Regions from separate parts of the Mus musculus genome. Here region 2 is linked to region 1. A link is a loop called in an ENCODE intact Hi-C map of the cell type or tissue named here. Cell type or tissue: gastrocnemius. All regions are shown on one strand. Each heading gives the region's core, and the rest is flanking DNA. Links, peaks and the distances in the headings are about the cores only.

What was found. Hi-C counts contacts between places; a loop is a spot of excess contacts. Peaks named below come from ENCODE experiments on the same cell type or tissue, not always from the same donor. Only the 100,000 strongest peaks of a DNase experiment are listed, where the experiment ranks them.
Region 2: a loop joins it to region 1, with 2.5 times the contacts of the local background. A loop is called at or near these places in 4 of 42 quality-filtered maps.

What each region holds. Positions count from the first base shown.
Region 1 is chr6:30,112,399-30,117,773 of GRCm38, reverse strand. Nrf1 (nuclear respiratory factor 1) reads right to left here. Exons shown (of 12, transcript NM_001164226.1): 7 at 2,603-2,761; 8 at 1,481-1,678; 9 at 617-718. Among named protein-coding and RNA genes, the nearest start is that of Mir182, 51 kb to the left of the region's middle. In gastrocnemius, for the core only: no CTCF peak of the experiment used is centred there; no DNase peak of the experiment used is centred there.
Region 2 is chr6:30,352,687-30,358,061 of GRCm38, reverse strand. No RefSeq gene overlaps it. Among named protein-coding and RNA genes, the nearest start is that of Zc3hc1, 36 kb to the left of the region's middle. In gastrocnemius, for the core only: a CTCF peak has its summit at 2,272; DNase peaks (open chromatin) are centred at 544, 1,235, 1,657 and 2,162; H3K4me3 peaks cover 34 bases; H3K27ac peaks cover 3,295 bases.

The DNA.
Region 1 (5,375 bases), core at 237-5,236:
ATCATTTAAATTTCTGATGTCTAATGCATTCAACATGACCAATACCAACAATGGTCCAAAGGACAACAGAATCTTTTTTTTTTTTTTTTTGAGACAGGATTTCTCTGTGTAGACCAGGCTGGCCTTAACCTCACTGAGATCTGCCTGCCTCTGCCTCCACATGCTGGGATTAAAGGCATGTGGCACCACTAAGTTTGGGTACAGAATCTAATCTTAAGCCAACTGCATCTTAAATAAATTACATACTTATAAAATTAACATACATAGTTTAACCTTTTTGCAACTATGGAGATTGCCTATACTAAGCATTGGAGCCCTCAAATGGCCTTTCTTGTAAAAATATGAAAGAGAAAATCCCTTTATTATGTTTTATATTAAATACTATATTACAAATGTGAAATTCTAAGTTTCTAACAGGTTGGTTTGGGCAGTAGTGATCCATGAATTTTAATTATTACAATTAACACAATATTAGATACTTCTCCAAATTGTCATGGTTGGATAAATACTAAAAGTTTCACATATTGCAAGGCTGCTCCTTCGTCTTCTGGGCCTGACTTCTTCCTACTCATTCATGCACTACTCCAGTAGGGAAATACAGAAACCCTTTTCTTACCTCTCCATCAGCCACAGCAGAGTAATTCACTTGGGCAACAGTGACTGTGGTTGGCAGTTCTGAAGCATCAGCCAATGTGGCTACTGTTGCCCCTGTACCAACCTAGGAAACACAGGAAGTTAAATGCCAGTAGACAGACCTTCTACCTAGCCCTCACACATAAGCTAAGACTCGCTGAGCCCCAAATTCTGCATAATATGCCTCCTGACAGGAAGAGAATGACTAAATCAGCTCTCAGAGACTAGCGTGAACCAATATTAGAAGAATAACTGCATTCCACTCTGGAGTTTGGTGCCAGTCAACCAACACTCTACACTCTAACCCCAACCTGAACTTTAGAGATTCCTCATCTGTCAATAAACAGTGTTCCACCTTAGAAAAGGTATTTCTCTGGCAGGTACACACCTATCTGTCTTTCTCCCTTCCTCCTTCCTCCAAAATCCTCCTCTCTGTTTCTCTCTCCAGATGATGGGGATTGAAGGTGATGGTCTTCTACATGATAGGCGAGCATTCTACTATTTAATTGGACCCTAACCCAAGAAACAATTTTCAGGTGCTTTGTTTGGAAATGTTCCAGAAGCTACTTATAGCTCTGAATTAAATAAAGCACATGCAATGTAAAATATGGTTCAAAGGCTGGAGATAAGATGTGGCCATGTGGGTGAGGACTTTCCCATTCCAAGCAGCACAAGAAAATGAAATAAAAAATAAATGAAACTGTTTGGAAGCGACTGCTAGGCAGGAAGAGCGAGAGCGAGAGCAGCTGTTAGGATGTGCAGAGAAGAGAGCATGAACACAGGAAACTTCTCCATTAGAGGTGAGATAGCACCGAGCCACCTCCCCTGAGACATCAGGCTTACATACCTGGATGAGCGACACGGTGCCATCAGGGTTGCTGAAGGTCTGTACTACGGTCTGTGATGGTACGAGATGAGCTATACTGTGTGTGGTGGTGGCCTGAGTTTGTGTTTGCTGATCTTCAAAAGCATATAAAAGATCCTCCCGCCCATGTTGCTTATAGCAATTTTTAACTATGGTCCGTAATGCCTGGGTCCATGAAACCTGTCATCAAAACAACAGGAAAGCATAATAAGCCACAAAGAAATTGGGGATTTATGCCACCACAGGAGAATCAGGCATGTATTTATCAAACCTCGTATAGAGTTAGTTTTTTAGGACTTCCCACAGAATTATTCTGGAGCAAAGCAACTGATGGTTTTCTGTCCTTCCTTCCTAACCAAGTTCGGATTTTGCTTTTGTGTCCTATTCCAAACTGAGGCCAAACTCTCCAATTTCTCATAAGAGGTAACACTCTGATCAAGAAGTATGTATTATGTCTCTTTGTATGTATGTATATTATCTGGGTGTGTCTGTGTGAGTGTATCCTACATGTGTGACGGTGCCCATGGCAGCCAGAAGAGAGTTGGATCCCTGTAACTAGAGTTACGTGTGGTTGTAAGTCACCCGACATGAGTGCTGGGAATTGAACTCAGGTCTTCTGCAAAAACAGCAAGCTGTCTTAACCACTCAACTAACTCTCTAGTGATTTGTTTTGTTTGTCTGTTTTTTGTTTTCAGGTAGGTTTGGTCTAGAACTCATTATGTTGTCCAGGCTGGCCTCAAACTAGAGATTCCATGCGCTGGCCTGCTGAGTGCTAGCATTACAGAATGTGCCACCAAACCGCTCAACAGTAGTTCTTGCTAATCAGAAGCAAGGCTATTTCTAAGCTTTCAAATGATTCTTACTTCCAAGTTTCTCTGGTTTAAAGCTTTTACAAAAGACATCTATGAAGAAACAAAGTATAAATCCACAGCCTTTCCAAATCTTTCTGTGTACAGTAATAAACAAGAAGGACTGTATATCAGAGAACAACCGACTTTTTTGGAGGAAGAGGCCTGACTGTTATGAAATGGTATGAAACTTGTACCAACAGAAACTGAGGCGGGTGACCCAGCATGGCAAACTAATGAGGACTGAGGAATGTACCCTTTGTTTTTGCTCTTCTGTGCGGACATCACTGCGGACATTGGCCCATGGGATATCTTCTGGCCACCAGATAGGCTTGCAGCTTTCTTTCCCCCAGCCTGGTTTCCCCCGACCTGTGGAATACTTGAGCATCTCTGGGATAAATGCCCGAAGCTGAGCCTGAAAGACAAGAGCATGGTCATCATAGTGATCTCATGACCAACACATGGGATGTGCACCTGGACTCCACACCCCTAAGACCAACAAGCAGGGAGCACCCCTAAAAGTCCAGAAAGTTCCAAATGGGACTGCCGAGAGCTCACTGCTTCCTACAGTTACTTCTGCCCCATGGCCAACTAAAGGAGGGCACTCCTGATGATTATAGGAGCTACATTTTGTAGGCTTGTTCTTAAAAGGACAACAATGCCTATCTCCAAACATGATTTGTGCCTCCAGAGACACTACTACACTAAGGGCTGATTTTCCTTCTATAACTTCCATGAGTTAAGGGTCCACGTCAAGGTGCTGCTAACACTGTTTTGGAGGTGGTACTCAAGTAGACTAGATGTGAGTAGCAGGTTGAACCACTGTTATCTGGAACCAAGATGACTGGAGCAGGACCTCCAGAGAAGCAGGCGAAAAATACCACAATCACTAAAAGGTGGATTATATCCATGAAGAGGTAGATGTGTATAAGATGTTAAAAGAAATTGCTTTTCCATTTAGTAAGGTGAAACTAACCCAAGAGTTATTCCAAGTTCCTTGGAAGCAGCAGTAAGAGGCTTGGATGCAGATGGAGCAACATCTATATGAAATACATTATGGACTTCACTCAGCTTGATTTTGGGAAGCTAACTGAAGCCAAACCAGGCTTAAACCACAGTCAGCTGACATACTGACTCACATTTCCTGGCACAGGAACCAGTGTACGCATGTAGGAAGACAGTAGGTCTGTGGAGTGAATATTCTTCAGCACGTTTGATGATTTGGGGCAAGAAAAGCAGTTTATCAAGTTTAAACCTTAGATCATGTACCTATCAAGAACACATCTGTGCTGCCTTTGCACTGTAAAACCAGAGGGAGAGGAACATTTTGAGCAAGGAGTTGGAATCAAGGACTTGGCGATGGCTGTAACTAAACGGTAAAGCAAAAATGCTAGGGGATACTTAAGGATTAAGCTGCAGTGAATGAGTATGCCAACACTTTAATATGGAAGAATGGATCTCCTAGGTGTTTTTATAATTCTTTTTATAATAAATATGGAATCTCGGCTGGGCGTGGTGGTGCACTCCTTTAATCCCAGCACTTGGGAAGCAGAGGCAGGCGGATTTCTGAGTTCGAGGCCAGCCTGGTCTAGAGTTCCAGGACAGCCAGAGCTACACAGAGAAACCCTGTCTCGAAAAAAACCCAAAAACACCCCCCAAACCAAAAAAAAAAAAAAAAAAAAAAAAAAAAAAGGAATCTCATTATATCAGAAGATAATTCAAATAGTTATACAGCAGGGGACCATGCAGGCAAATCATCCATGCTTATATGACAAAGATAGGCCTAGTGACTTCCTATGTGGGCCATGCCATGGCATCTCTTCCTAAATGCTTCCGACTCACACATCTCCCACCCTCAGGCCATGATATAATACACTTCATGTATATTTGGCTCTGAGGCATCAAACAGAGGGCTAATAGAAATATATCTATTTGCAAACCCATGCTATCAGCTGCCTCATGAGGTCCTTTATCCTAGTTTCTTGACTGTCTTTTCTAGCCTCGAGCAGAAAAGGGCTTATATACATTTTCTATTTCTTCACTTAAAAAACAAGAGCACAAATGCACAAATGAAATAAACTGATGCTACAAACTTAAAAGTTCCTTTTTTAGTCCCATTAATAACAACCTACAAAAGGAGAGACTGTCCCAAATTTAAAAAAAAAAAAAAAAAAAAGAAGATTCATCTTATTTATCTATCCCCTCCCTCCCACCCCCCTCAGCCTGGCTTTGAACTTGAGAGTTTCCTTGCTCAGCCTCCTCAATGCTAAGACTAGAGGCATAGATCATCATGACTGACCAGAAAGGGACTGACTACATGGGGAAAATCAGTTACCAGTTGTCCAGCATAGAAACAGTTAAGTAATTCCCTTCCAGAATTTGACTCTGTGTCTTGTTCACTGCCAGTTGGCCTAATTAGTGGTCCTGGAGAGGTTGTGAGAGTAAAGCCTCTCAATGTGCTTGTTAAGGAAGGTCTGCTGTAATCCACAGGGAGACAATCAACAGGATCGGACTGTTCAGGCTGTCCTTAATTGGGCTAGAATAAGCTTGCTTGGCTGCTCTCATTCTGACTTAGGTCTCTGTGTGTGCCTAAAGGGCCCTAGGCTGACCAGTAAACTTACTCCAAGCACAGTAGAAAATACTGCTCCTTCCAGGGTACAACCAGAGAGAAAGGGCATCAAATCCATGTTAATAGCAAACAAAAGTAAAGACTGCAAGAGCTGGAGAGAGAGCTCACCGTGAGGAACACTGGTTGCTCTTCCAGGGGAACCCAAGTTTGACTCCTATTCACCCCATGGTAGTTCCCCACCCTCCCAACTCCCATGGTAGTTCTAAAGTCTGTTAAGTGCAGTTCCAGGGAAATTCAATGCCCTCTTCTGGTATCTACAGGCACTGCATGCATGTGGTGCACAGACACACCCACATATAAAAATAAAGATTACGTGAAAGTAAACTGGGCATGGTGACTTGTCTGCAATCCCAGCACTTGGGAGGCAGAAGCAGGAGTATCAGTTCCAGGTCATCCTTAG
Region 2 (5,375 bases), core at 285-5,284, 240 kb before region 1:
ACTTAGGTATTTAGTCCAGACTCAAGGTCAGGTTAGCTATAGTGTCAAGCTGTAATACTAGCAGTACCCACTAGAGCCATTAGGTGCCGCCAGTGCTTCACATTAAACTCCAGCTTGCCTTTCAAACAACCACGGACCCACCGCCACCAATCACTGGGGGACAGGCCCTGGGCGACAACTCTCCTTTCCAAATGGTTCACCCTCATTTCTGCATCATTTTTCGGGTGTTTTGATTTGTTTTGTTTTGTTTTGTCTTAGAAAATGTCTCACTTTGTAGCCTTGTCTGGTCTGGAAATTTTGTCAGTGGTTCTTAACCTTCTTAATGCTGTGGCCCTTTTAATACAGTTTCTCGTGATTTTTTTTTTCTTTTTACATGACTAATTAATTTTGCTACACTTAGGAATGGTAATGTAAATACCAGTTTTCCGGTGGCCTTATGTGACCCCTGTGAAAGGGTCACTTGACAACCCCTCCCACGTTGGGTTGCAACCCACAAGTTGAGAACCTCTGCTCTATTTAGACTAGATTGGCCTCAGACACAGAGACCCACCTCCATGTGCCTCCCTAGCGCTCTTATGGAAGGCAGACACCACCTCGCCAGCCTCGCCACAGCATCTGGCTTTGTCTTGTCTAAGTCAGTGTAGACTGGAAGTTGGGGCTGCCTGCTTTGTAGCACAGACCAGTCCAGTGATAGGAAAATGGACAGCATGGAGGTGGGTGCCCAGAGAAGAGGAAAGAGAATGTATTTAGTGAAGATCCAGAGAAGTGGAGGATGCTCTCCTTTTTTTTTTTTTTTTTTTTTTTTTTTTTTTTTTTGAGACAGGGTTTCTCTGTATAGCCCTGGCTGTCCTGGAACTCACTCTGTAGATCAGGCTGGCCTCAAACTCAGAAATCCTCCTGCCTCTGCCTCTCGAGTGCTGGGATTAAAGGCACTCCTGAGGATGCTCTCCTTAAAGTTCAGGGCTAATCCCTTGTATCCAGCATTAGAGACATTGTATCCACCATTAGAGGCGTGCAGAAATGCCTAAAGACCAGACTGACTGGGAAGCCAGAAGAGAAAGCCACAAGAGGAGACGAGCCACTGGCAGCCACCTTGCTCCACATGGCTGCACTGACGCCAGTCCTCCCAAGGTGTCACCAACACTCAGGCTGAGTCACTCCAAACCCAGCCCACAGAGTTAAGCCAGTAACAAAACCTGGAGGACGTGGCCACAGGGCCAAGGGCCAGAGCAATGTCATCACGGGCAACCGTGCAGCTCGGGCCCGGCAGATGACCCTTTCCTTGTGAGCATTCCAGGGTGTGTGACTGATGCTCACTGACCCCGATTCATGGCGGCACGGAACACAAAGAGGTCATTACTGCCCCTTGATCCACCGGGGAAACTGAGGAATGGAGTGGGGAAGCAGCTTTGGCCCGTGAGTCAGTGGTACAGGTCATGAGTTCATTACCACCCCGTCAGGTCAGTCAGGTGCCTATGAAGCCACACTTCCCAACCAGAAGTAAACATGGCTGTCCAGGGCCAGGGAAGGGAGGGCCTTCCACCCAGTGCCCTTTCCATACCTGTCCAGCGGTAGAACCAGACACAAAGTTGCAAAGACTATGGCCTGACTCCCTGCATTCAGCCAAGGTCAGAGTGGGGAGTGACAGCCAAGACGGCACACAGGTTGTGGCCAAGCCAGCTCAGAGTCAGTCGGGATCTGGCCATCTGGACTCAAATACTGGATGCCCTTGTTATCAGTCTGTCTTCTGAGCCAGCTCCTGGGGCCTCTGCTTCTTGATATGTAAAAGGGGCAGGAGTAGTCAGTGTCTATGTCAAAGGGCTGCTTAAGAGCTAAGGGACCTGATGTTTGTTACGTGGTTGCTAAGCAATCCTTAGCTGCACACCTGGCCACCCGTGTCTCCAGGCTGTAGGGACTTTTGGGTCTGAGGAAAAGAAATGGGCACTGGGCTCAGGCAAAAACATCCCAGAATGTCTCGCTAGCTCATCCTTGCTATGGGAAGGATTCTTCTCGCCCAGTGGCTCTCCCCCATCAGCAGAGGTGCTGGTACTTCAGCTCGATGCCCAGTTTTAGAAGCATCGGGAAGCAGCATCTTGGGCAACCAAACACCAAGTGAGATAACCACATTCTTGCCAGCCTCCTCCAGCCTTGGCTCAGGGCCCAGCAGGGCCACCCTTAGGAGATGGTGCTAAGAAGACAACAGGCAAGCTAATTATAGGCCCGGCCTGCTGGGCTGTGGACACTGCCTGTTTGGCCTGCACGGCTTACCTGAGTCATCTATCCTGCGGCCACTTGAGCCTGGATCTGGACTAGCAGGCCACAGGGAGTCAGGAGCGCCTTCCCTGTGCTCAGTCTGGTCAGCTGCACCACTTCCTGCCTCTTTTCCCCTCAGAAAGCCAGTTGAGGCAGGTGAGCACCCCAGATCAGAGGCCAGAAGGCCTAATGCCTACTGCGAGGTGAGCACAATGCTGGGATCCCAGAGTCTCTGGAAAAATCACTTCACAGGTCAAAGTAAAAGGCATAGAATGAACAGGGCAGTGGCCTCCTCCTTCCACCACACGGTCCACACCTCCATCCTCTCCCTGAACCTTACTGGTCTGCAGGGGCCCCAGCTCTCTTGCTCCTCAGTGGTCAGCTGTGATCTGGGCTCAGTTCCCATAAACTTAGCCCAGGAATTTTTCAAAGTAAAAGGAGGGCAAATATGGGTGCCGTGGTTCAAAAAATCAGTCTTAAAATCACAACAGAGTTAGAAAACATTCTTTGAGGCGTTAAAAATGAGGATAAATGACAAGAAAGTCCCCAGCTCTTTGGATTTAGTGCATTAGGGAGGCAAGGGTGTGGCAGGAGAAAAACTGGGGGTACCCTCTGTGAGGGGAATGTTTGCACCCATAGCAGGGCTCATCTGTGCACTAGAAGGCCAACATGGAAAGCTGTGAACCCAGACTCGGGAGGCAGAGGCAGAGGGGTCAGGAGTTCAAGGTCAGCTTTGGATAAGTGGTGAGTTCAAGGCCAGCATGGGCTACATGAGGTCCTATTAAAAAAAAAAAAAAAAAGCCAAAGGGGCCGTGAGTGAGGTCGGGCAAGAAACAGGAAGTGATGTGGGTGGGTGCTGTTTTGTTTTGCTTCTGTTTTTGAGAGGGAGAAGGAGAGGGAGAGTGTGTGTGTGTGCCAAAAGCCATAGGTCTCCTAGAGCAGGAGTCACAGGAAGTGAGTTGTCTGACATAGACGTATGGGATTGAACTCACGTCCTTTGGAAGAGCAACACTTGTTCTTAACTCTTAAGTCACCTTTTCAGCCCCTAATTTTTTTTTTTAATTTAAAAAAAAAAGATGTGTGTGTGATTGGAGGGGTCTATCATGGCACAAGAGTGGAGGTCAGAGGACAACTTTGGAGTTGATTCTGTCTGTCTACCTTTAGGTGGGTCCTTGTCATAACAGCAGCCATCTCACCAACCTGTTCTCTTGGTTGTTTTTGTTTTTGTTTTTGTTTTTTCCCCTCCCTGTTTTATTTTAGTTATCTATCTATTTATTTTGAGACAGGGTTTTTCTGTGTAGCCCTGGTTGTCCTGGAACTCACTCCATAGACCAGGCTGGCCTCGAACTCAGAGTGCTGGGACTTAAGGCATACAACCCGGCCTTCCTTCCTTTTTTTTTTTTTTTTCCTGACAGGGTCTGTATCTCCCTCTGTAAGCCTGGCTGACATGCCTCTTGCTATGTAGTGACTGTAAGGCTGGACTCAAACTCAGAGATTCTGCCTGCCAAGCCGCCCACGAGCTGGGGTTCAAGGCTTGTGCCCCTTCACCCTGCCTTGTGTTTTGATATTTGAGACAGGTTCTCTTGTAGTCAGCTTTAAACTCTCCATCCTCCTGCCTCTACCTTGCAGGTGCTGGGATCACAGGTATGTACCATGATGCTTGTCTGTTTTAAGGGAGCCATCCTTTTGGGGTAGGAATGAAGTTCTCTGCTCCCCAGGAGAGTAGACCACCAAGCGCCTGCCCGAGAGCTTTGCCTGGCCTCTCTCCGCAACTCCCACAGCACTAGAGGGTTGGTGACACCCTCTGCCATCTGAGCCTCAGCGCTCCTGTTGCCGCCCACAGCCCCTCATGCTTTCTACCCTTCTTGAAGTGAGCCTGATTACAGACTGCCCCCCTGGGGGAGGGAGCGGAGGGAGGGTGGAGGGAGACCTAGTTCTGGCCTTGCTGACTAAAAGAATGACCTCAGTGTCATAATGACTGGCTTTCTGGTTAAGCTGCCAACCTGGGTGCCTCCCCACTCTGGCCTTTAAGATAGCTCCACACAGGATGATTGTGTCTGTCGGCAGAGAGCAGTTGGGCTCCTGTAGCAGGAGTCCGTCAGGAGATGGTCCGGCCTCACCCTCAGTACCACCCCATTAGACGGGGCTCATAATGGAACTCCCCAGGACAGAACCCTTCATTTTTTTGTTCTTATTTTTTGGTTTGATTTGTCTAGACAGGGTTTCTCTGTGTAGCCCTGGCTGTCCTGGGTCTCTTCTCTGTAGACCAGGCTGGCCTCAAACTCCGAGATCTGCCTGTCTCTCTTGAGTGCTGGGATTGATTAAAGGTATGCTGGCCTGGCTCCAGGACAGAACCTGGGAACCAAGAAGTCTCTTACCACTCTATAATCTGAGGGGAAAATCAGGGCACCGAGTCTACGTATGACTTTGTACATGAAAACACTCTGCCAGTTTAAAAGTGAGATTGGCAGTAGATGCCGTCCATACCTGTAATCTCCATGTCAGGGCCAGCATGATGCTCCACGCAAGCCTGGAGACCTGAGGTCAGCATTCAGACCCCAGTATGGGTTGCAGGGCACCCTGCTCAGTCTTTGGTTTTGGGGTTTTTTTGTTTTGTTTTGTTTTGTTTTTTCTGTGATAAGCCATTCTGACTGGAAGCCTCCTGGGGAGGAAAGGGTTTATTCATCTTACATCTCCATCTCTGAGGGAGGTCAGGCAGGAAAATGAGACAGAAACGAAGCAGAGGTGAAGCAGAGGTCGGAAGGAGCCCTGGTAACTGACTTGCTCTCCCTGGCTTGCTCAGCTGTTTTTATAATACAACCCGGGCCTATCCGCCCCCGGATGGCACCATCCTCCGAGGGCTGGGCCATCCTCCGTCAGTTAGCAATCAAGAAAATATCCCCACAGACATGCCCACAGGCAAGCCCAATGCAGTCACTTCCTCGGTTGAGAGTTCTCCCAGGTGTGTCAAGTTGACAATCAAGATTAGCCACCACACTGTCACAACAAAATCAAAAGCTGAAGGAAAGACTGGGTCAAGAGGAGAAGACAGGTAGCCTGGAAAACAGAGACTGCAGGAAAATCGCCCCGAGGAATCTGAATGAGAAGCAGGCCATGGGCCA